2 separate regions of the Homo sapiens genome follow, and region 1 is linked to region 2. Evidence: read pairs that join two places in POLR2A ChIA-PET (ENCODE). Cell type or tissue: PC-9. All regions are shown on one strand. Each heading gives the region's core, and the rest is flanking DNA. Links, peaks and the distances in the headings are about the cores only.

Region 1 (4,323 bases), core at 1-4,000, 530 kb after region 2:
GGGAGGAGGGGATGGGGGCCTGAGTTCCTGGGTCTGAGGGAGGAGGGGCTGGGGCCTGGACCCCTGGGTCTGAGGGAGGAGGGGCTGGGGGCTGGAGCCCTGAGTCTGAGGGAGGAGGGGGTGGGGGCCTGAGTTCCTGGGTCTGAGGGAGGAGGGGCTGGGGCCTGGACCCCTGGGTCTGAGGGAGGAGGGGCTGGGGGCTGGAGCCCTGAGTCTGAGGGAGGAGGGGGTGGGGGCCTGAGTTCCTGGGTCTGAGGGAGGAGGGGCTGGGGCCTGGACCCCTGGGTCTGAGGGAGGAGGGGCTGGGGGCTGGAGCCCTGAGTCTGAGGGAGGAGGTGGTGGGGGCCTGAGTTCCTGGGTCTGAGGGAGGAGGGGGTGGGGGCCTAAGTTCCTGGGTCTGGGGGAGGAGGGGCTGGGAGCAAGACCTGGGCCTCACCCCAGAGGACTTTGTTCTGGGGCGAAGGCTCACCTGAGTCTGGAGCCCGCCCGGAAGAGCTCGTCGTTGGCACTCCTTCGGCCCCGGGGAGGCAGCAGCGCGGCCACCTGCCTGCTCTTGGCCTCCAGATTGGCCAGGTAGATGAGTAGAAAGTCCCCAGAGCCGCCGGGACCCCCGGGGCCGCCTCCGCCGGCCGCCCGCCGAGAATGGGCCACCTCTCGAAGCAGCTGCGCTGTGCGGGGCAGCAGGTCCCGCAGCGAAGGGGGACTCACGGACAGCCGGGGGTCGACGCATTGCTCTTCTAGGCGCTGCAGCATCCTGACTGCCCGGCCCAGGGCGCGGGCCTCTTCCCACTGTCGCCCCCACGGGGCCACCGCCAGAGCCATGGGAGCCTCGCGTGTGCCGGGAAGGACCGGTGCGGCTGGGATAGGGGCGGCCTCGCCCAGAGTGAAAGGAGAGGGCGGGTCCTAGAGAACCGGGGAGGGGCCTGCAGGTACCAGTGTCTCCAAAGGGGGCGGGGGCTGGAGGACCTGGCACGTGGGTCTTCAAGAGGTGGGATTTGGAGGCCGGGAGCGGTGGCTCATGCTTGTAATCCCAGCACTTTGGGTGGCCGAGGTGGAAGGATCACCTGAGCCCAGGAGTTCAAAACCAGCCTGGGCAACATAGTGAGGCCCTATCTCTAAAAAATTTTTAAAAATAAAATAAAATGTGGCTGGGCGCGATGACTCACAACTGTAATCCCAGCACTTTAGGAGGCCGAGGCAGGCGGATCACCTGAGGTCAGGAGTTCGAGACCAGCCTGGCCAACATGGTGAAACCGTGTCTCTACTAAAAATACAAAAAAGAAAAAAAAATTAGCTGGTGCGGTTTGAGTTTGATTCTCAAAAAGGAGCAGGGTGGGGTGGCTTTGGTGGGTAGCGGTAGGAGGGGGCTTCTCAGTGTGTGGGTGGGAAGTGCAGGTAGGATATCTGGGTCCCTTCAGAGAGGGGCAAGGGGCTAGGGGAGGCCTGGGACTTTTTTTTTTTGAGACAGGGTCTTGCTTTTTCACCCAGGCTGGAGTGCAGTGGTGAGATCTTAGCTCACTGCAACCTCTGTCTCCCAGGCTCAAGTGATCCTCCCACCTCACCCTCCTGAGTAGCTGGGGTCACAGGCGCGCATCAGCAGTCCTGGCTATTTTATTTTATTTTATTTTTTGTATTTTTAGTAGAGACGGGGTCTCACCATGTTGCCCAGGCTGGTCTTGAACTTCTGAGCTCAAGCGATGCATCCGCCTCGGCCTCCTAAAGTGCTGGGATTACAGGCGTGAGCCATTTTGCCCTGCCACGGGACTCTTCTTGGAGAGGGGAGGGGAAGGGCTGGGAGCTACCGAGAGGTGGGACTTGGACACAGCGCCTTGTCGAAGGTATGGGTCTTTGGTCGTGGCATGGGATTAAAGGTCAGATAACTGAGATTTCAAGGAGGAACCGGTCAGGGAGGCATTGCTCTCTCTCTGTCTCCGAGGAAGGAGGCACAGAGCCACCAGGCCCTTGGGTTCCCTAGAAGCAAGGGTTTGAAAGTGGGTGTCTGAGGGGGCAGGAATTTGGCAACAAGATTTCTGGGTGCCCCTAATGGTGTGGCATGGGAGAAATCAGGCCAGAGTTAAGATACTCCTGAGTCCCGAAGAAGCCAGGCGGGAGGATGGCGTTCAAGACTGTGGGGGCGGGGAGCAACTCATTTGTGTAGGGGTGGCCGGGCGTGGCTTTCACCCAACCTGTAGAACCTGTAACATCAGCCTGGTTGCTCAGTTGCTCGCTGGGCAGCCATCGGGGCGCTGTGGGCCTCGCCCCTAAGCAAGGCATTCTGGCCGCGCCCCATCCTAGGCCAAGCCAAGTTCTTTTTTTTTTTTTTTTTTTCCTGTGATACAGGGTCTTGCTTGGTCTTGCTCTGTTGCTTAGGCTGGAGTGCAGTGGCCTGATCATAGCTCACTGCAGCCTGGATCTCCTGGGCTCAATCAATCCTGCCTGCTCGGCCTCCTAAAGAGGTGGGATTACAGGCGTGAGCCACCATGCCTGGTCAGACCAGGCCAAGTTCTGATCGCAAATGTGCACATATCTAGAGAACTTTGAATCAGAGAATAATAGTAATAACTAACTTTTATTTTATTTTATTTTATTTTTTTGAGACAGGGTCTTGCTCTGTCTCCTAGGCTGGAGTGCAGTGGTTGTTGGATCACCACTCATTGCAGCCTTGACCTCTGGGGCTCAAGTGGTCCTCCTGTCTCAGCCTCCCTAGTAACTAGGACTACAGGCATGCACTGCCACGTTGGCTATTTTTTTTTTTTTTTTTTAGTTTTTAGTAGAGATGATGTCTCACTGTGTTACACAGGCTGGTCTTGAACTTCTGAGCTCAGGCAATCCTCCAGCCTGGGCCTCCCACAATGCTGGGATTACAGGCATGAGCCACTACACCCGGCCATAGCTAGCATTTATTGAATGCTTGCTGTCTATCAGGCCCTGTGTGTAATGCTTTGCAAACATTGGCACACTGAATTCTCAAAAGTCCTTTGAGGTCGGCGGGTAGGGGGCATAGGATGAGAGCCGAACCTCCCAATGCACCCTGAGCCCCTCCTTAGCCCCACCCCCATCTCGTAGGAATTGAAAATCTTAAAATTTTTCTTTAAATTAAAAAACGACCAAAAAGAAAATAAATAAAAAAATAAAATAAATAAATAGATTGGGCCGGGTGTGGTGGCTCATGCCTGTAGCCTGTAATCCCAGCACTTTAGGAGGCCAAGGCGGGTGGATCACTTGAGTTCAGGAGTTTGAGACCAGCCTGGCCAACATGGTGAAACCCTATCTCTGCTAAAAATACAAAAATTAGGCTGGGCACAGTTGCTCATGCCTGTAATCCCAGCACTTTTGGAGGCTGAGGTGGGTGGATCACTTGAGGTTAGAAGTTGGAGACTAGCCTGGCCAACATGGCAAAACCCCCTTTCTCAAAATACAAAAATTAGCTGGGCATGGTGTTGCGTGCCTGCAGTCCCAGCTACTCAGGAGGCTGAGGCGGGAGAATCGCTTGAATCCAGGAGGCAGAGGTTGCAGTGAGCCAACACTGCAGCACTGCACTCCAGCCTGGGTGACAGAGTGAGACTCCATCTCAAAAATAAATAAATAAAAATAAATAAATAAATAATTAAAATAATACAAAAATTAGCTGGGCATAGTGGTGTGCCTGTAATCCCAGTTACTTGTGAGGCAGAGGTAGGAGAATCGCTTGAACCCGGCGGGGGGAAGAGGTTGCAGTGAGCTGAGATCATGCTGCTGCACTACAGCCTGGGCGACAGAGCGAGACTGTCTCAAAAAACAAAACAAAACAAAACAAAACAAAACAAAAAACAAAACAGGATGAAAACCCATTAGCCTGAAAAAGTTCAAAGTGTTGACTGGCAAGTATTGGCAAGGAGCTGCTCTGAGTGCAAATGGACAAACTACATTGCAGAGCAATTTGGCAGCATCCACGAGACCTTTGGACAAATGGACAGGTCATTTGTCCAGTTACCTCTTTCAGAGCTGTGGCTTGTAAACACTTTTGCTGGACATTAATACAGCTATAGACACCTGAAGCAAAAGTTTCACAGAAGAGCTCTCACTCCGACTATGAGCATGCACTCTAATAGCTTCTATTTAATTCCATTTCATTAAAGGAAAAATTGTTTATAACCCACTAAATTGATTTCACAACCCACTAATGGATCTTGTTTGGCCGTTTGAAAGATACTGCCCTAAGAAACTCCAAGAGACATGTTCAGGGATGTTAATTGCATTCTTGTTGGAAGTGGAGGAAATTGGCAACAAGGTGGGTGTTCACCACCAGCAGCCTGACATAAATTGTGGTGTACTCTCACAATA
Region 2 (4,383 bases), core at 168-4,167:
CAATAGACCTGCTGGACAAAGAGTTGCCACAAACCTCCAATTTGTAAAAAACACAGTATCTGCAAAATGCAATAAAACGAGGTATGTCTGTATATTATATGAATATGTATAAGATATATAAATATTATAGATTTATTGTACATATGCACAAACACAAATTCATTATACACATATTTTATACATGAATATACAAATAAACACACAATTTTTTTTCTTTTTTTTTTTTTTAGACAGAATCTCACTCTGTCACCCAGGCTGGAGTGCAGTGGCAAAATCTCAGCTCACTGCAACCTCCACCTCTTGGGTTCAAGTGTTTCTCGTGCCTCAGCCTCTTGAGTAGCTGGGATTACAGGCGTGTGCCACCATGGCCGACTAATTTTTGTATTTTTAGTGGAGACGGGGTTTCACCATGTTGGCCAGGCTGGTCTCAAAATCCTGACCTCAAGTGATCTGCCTGCCTTGGCCTCCCAAAGTGCTGGGATTATAGGCATGAGCCACTGCGCCCAGCCTACAATTTTTTTTTTTTTAAAGATTGGGGTCTTGGGCCAGGCGCCCAAGTGGAGAAACCCCGTCTCTACTAAAAATACAAAATTAGCCGGGCATGGTGGCGCATGCCTGTAATCCCAGGTACTTGAGAGGCTGAGGCAAGAGATTCGCTTGAACCCGGGAGACGGAGGTGGCAGTGAGCCAAGATCGCGCCATTGCGCTCCAGCCTGGGCAACAAGAGCAAAACTCCGTCTCATAAAAAAAAAAAAAAAAGATGGGGGTCTTGCTATGTTACCCAGACTGGACTCGAACTCCTGGGCTTAAGTGATCCTCCTGCCTCAGCCTCCCCAGTATCTGGACTACAGGCTCGTGCCAGTGCACCTGGCTACCATTCTACTTTATAATAATTTTTACTAATGGCCTCTCAAAGTCCTGAGACTTCAGCCATCTGTGTTGCCAGCCATTAGGAGCAGGCACCAGCACACTGTGGCCTGCAGGTGGATTGGATGTGAGGGTCCCTCAGGGGAAGAGGTGGGTCTGTTTTCCAGATTGAGCACATGGGGTGGCCATTCCTGGGGGCCTGGACAGATGGCAGGAACAGATTTTGGGGAGCCGTCACAAGTGTGGGTTTAGACACAGGGTTCAGGTGCCTTTAGGACATCCAGGGGGCCAAGGCCCAGGCCCGTTAGGAGCAGCAGCAGGGGAAACCCTGGGCCTCCACACCCTGGTTGAGGTGGGACAGGCTGCTGACCACTCCCTCGTGTGTCCCCATAGCTCTCAACAGCCTGACGGGCGAGTTCAAAGGGAAGTACTACCCTCTGAAGAGCATGACGGAGAAGGAGCAGCAGCAGCTCATCGATGACCACTTCCTGTTCGACAAGCCCGTGTCCCCGCTGCTGCTGGCCTCAGGCATGGCCCGCGACTGGCCCGACGCCCGTGGCATCTGGTGAGGCCCCTCCCCGCCCCCTGGCTTCCTCTTCCCCCAGCCTCCTCCAGTCCTGCAACGGCCCTCCTCACTCCTCCACCAAAACCAAGGCCATATACGTAATTATGATCTTCTAAATGCCACGGAAAATGATCTTGCCCTCCGCCCCTGCCCATCCTGTGGTCTGTGTGTCAGATTTTGGGATATCTGGACCGGAGAAGTGGTAGTTAAAAACTTAAGACTTGGCGGGGCACGGTGGCTCATGCCTGTAATCCCTGCACTTTGCGAGGCCAAGGCGGGGGGATCACTTGAGGTCAGGAGTTTGAGACCAGCCTGGCCAACACGGTGTCTACTAAAAATGACAAAAATTTAGCTGGGCGTAGTGGCAGGCGCCTGTAGTCCCAGCTACTTGGGAAGATGATGCAGGAGAATCGCTTGAACCCAGGTGGCGGAGGTTGCAGTGAGCCGAGATCGTGCCACTGCACTCCAGCCTGGGCGACAGAGCCAGACTGTCTCAAAAAAAAACAAACAAAAAAGAAAGAACTTAGACTTGGCCGGGCACAGTGGCTCACACCTGTAATCCCAGCACTTTGGGAGGCTGCAGCAGGAGGGTCGCTTGTGCCCAGGAGTTCTAGACCAGCCTGGGCAACATAGGGAGACCACGTCGCTACAAAAATTAAAAAAAAAAAAAGCCAGGCGCGGTGGCTCACGCCTGTAATCCCAGCACTTTGGGAGGCCAAGGTGGGCGGATCACGAGGTCAGGAGATTGACACCATCCTGGCTAACACGGTGAAACCCCGTCTCTACTAAAACTACAAAAAAAAAAAAAAAATTAGCCCGGCGTCGTGGCAGGCGCCTGTAGTCCCAGCTACTTGGGAGGCTGAGGCAGGAGAATGGCCTGAACCCAAGAGGCGGAGCTTGCAGTGAGCTGAGATCGTGCCACTGCACTCCAGCCTGGGCGACAGGAGACTCCGTCTCAAAAAAAAAAAAAAAAAAAAAAAAAAAAAAAAGCCAGGCGTGATGGCGTATACCTGTGGTCCCAGCTACTCGAGAGGCTGAGGATCAGCTGGGCCCAGAGGATTGAGGTTACTGTGAATCATGACCGAGGTACTGCACTCCAGCTACCTGTCTCAAAAATAAGAACTCAGACTTGAACCGTACTCCCTAGGTTCAAATCCCAGCTCTACCATTTACTAACTTTACTAGCTTTGTGACCTTGGGCAACTTATTTTATTTTTCTCTACCCCAGTTTCCTAGCTATAGGATAGGGATCACAATAATTTGTAGTTTCTGGTGTTCTTGTGAGGATTAAATGAGTTAATTTATGTAAAGTATTAAAAGCAGTGCCTGGGCCAGGCGCGGTGGCTCACGCCTGTAATCCCAGCACTTTGGGAGGCCAAGGCGGGCGGATCACGAGGTCAGGAGATCGAGACCATCCTGGCTAACATGGTGAAACCCCGTCTCTACTAAAAATACAAAAAATTAGCTGGGCTTGGTGGCAGGCGCCTGTAGTCCTACTTACTCGTGAGGCTGAGGCAGGAGAATGGCGTGAACCCGGGAGGCGGAGCTTGAAGTGAGCCAAGATCGCATCACTGCACTCCAGCCTGGGCGACAGACCAAGACTCTGTCTCAAAAAAAAAAAAAAAAAAAAAAGCAGTGCCTGGTATACACTAAGTGTTCAGTACATCTTGGTTATTCGTCTTATCTTTATTATAAAGTATTATTGCTAGACTTGTTTTGACTCTTTGAATCCCTGATTCAGATAGTCAAAGATTTAGAGAACCTAGGTTTCAATCGATGAAGGGAGCCTGGGTGCTAAGATATACAGATGGGATGATTCTAAGATTTCAAGATTTTAAATATTTTTAGGTTTTAAGATTCCACTCATTTATTTATTTATTTATTTTGAGATGGACTCTCACTCTGAGGCCCAGGCTGGAGTGCAGTGGGTTGATCTCGACTCACTGAAACCTCCATCTCCCGGGTTCAAACGATCCTCTCACCCTCCGCCTCCTTAGTAGCTAGGACGACAGGCATGTGCCACTGTGCCCAGCTAGTTTTCGTATTTTTGGTAGAGACAGCGTTCTGCCATGTTGCTCAGGCTGGTCTCGAACTCTTCACCTTAAGTGATCCGCCCACCTCAGCCTCCCAAAGTGCTGGGATTACAAGCGTGAGCCACCATGCCTGCCCTCAGGTTTTTTTTTTTTTTTTTTTGAGACAGGGTCTTGCTCTGTTGCCCAGGCTGGAGTGCAGTGGTGGGATCATAGCTCGCTGCAGCCTGGACCTTCCAAGGTCAAGTGATCCTCCCGCCTCAGCCTCCCCAGTGGCTTGGACTACAGGCATGTGTCCCACCATGCCTGCTAATTTTTTAAATTTTGTAGATATGTGGGTCTTGCCATGTTGCCCAGGGTAGTCTTGAACTCCTGGGCTCAAGCAATCCTCCGGCCTTGGCCTCCCAAAGTGCTGGGATTACAGGCATGAGCCACCACACCCGGCCATTTCCGGATCTTAATATTTTATGTTCTTTTTTTTTTTTTTTTTTGAGATGGAGTCTCGCTCTGTTGCCCAGGCTGGAGTGCAGTGGCGCGATCTCGACTCACTGCAAGCTCCACCTCCCGGGTTCTCGCCATTCTCTTGCCTCAGCCTCCTGAGTAGCTGGGACTACAGATGCCCGCCACCATGCCCAGATTTTTTTTTGTATTTTTTAGTAGAGACAGGGTTTCGACGTGTTAGCCAGGATGGTGTCGATCTCCTGACCTTGTGATCCGCCCGCCTCGGCCTCCCAAAGTGCTGGGATTACAGGCGTGAGCCACCGCACCCAGCCTTAATATTTTATGTTCTAAGATCCTGCTTCTGAGATGCTAGGATTGGGAGCTAACACACTACGATGGGAAGATTTTCTGGTCCTGAAACCAGATGTAGGATTACCAAGTGTTATCAGTTCTGATCCCAAGCTTCTGTTTGTCAAACAT

The links. Peaks named below come from ENCODE experiments on the same cell type or tissue, not always from the same donor. Only the 100,000 strongest peaks of a DNase experiment are listed, where the experiment ranks them.
Region 1: POLR2A ChIA-PET joins it to region 2 with 20 read pairs; 2 of 35 experiments call an interaction of 5 or more read pairs at or near these places.

The regions. Positions count from the first base shown.
Region 1 is chr19:44,774,431-44,778,753 of GRCh38, reverse strand. CBLC (Cbl proto-oncogene C) reads right to left here and starts at 864. Exons shown (of 11, transcript NM_012116.4): 1 at 470-864. The coding sequence starts at 822. In PC-9, for the core only: a CTCF peak has its summit at 688; DNase peaks (open chromatin) are centred at 953, 1,863 and 2,203; H3K4me3 peaks cover 2,631 bases; H3K27ac peaks cover 3,633 bases.
Region 2 is chr19:45,308,798-45,313,180 of GRCh38, reverse strand. It overlaps CKM (creatine kinase, M-type), which reads left to right. Exons shown (of 8, transcript NM_001824.5): 5 at 1,261-1,432. Among named protein-coding and RNA genes, the nearest start is that of CKM, 12 kb to the left of the region's middle. In PC-9, for the core only: no CTCF peak of the experiment used is centred there; no DNase peak of the experiment used is centred there.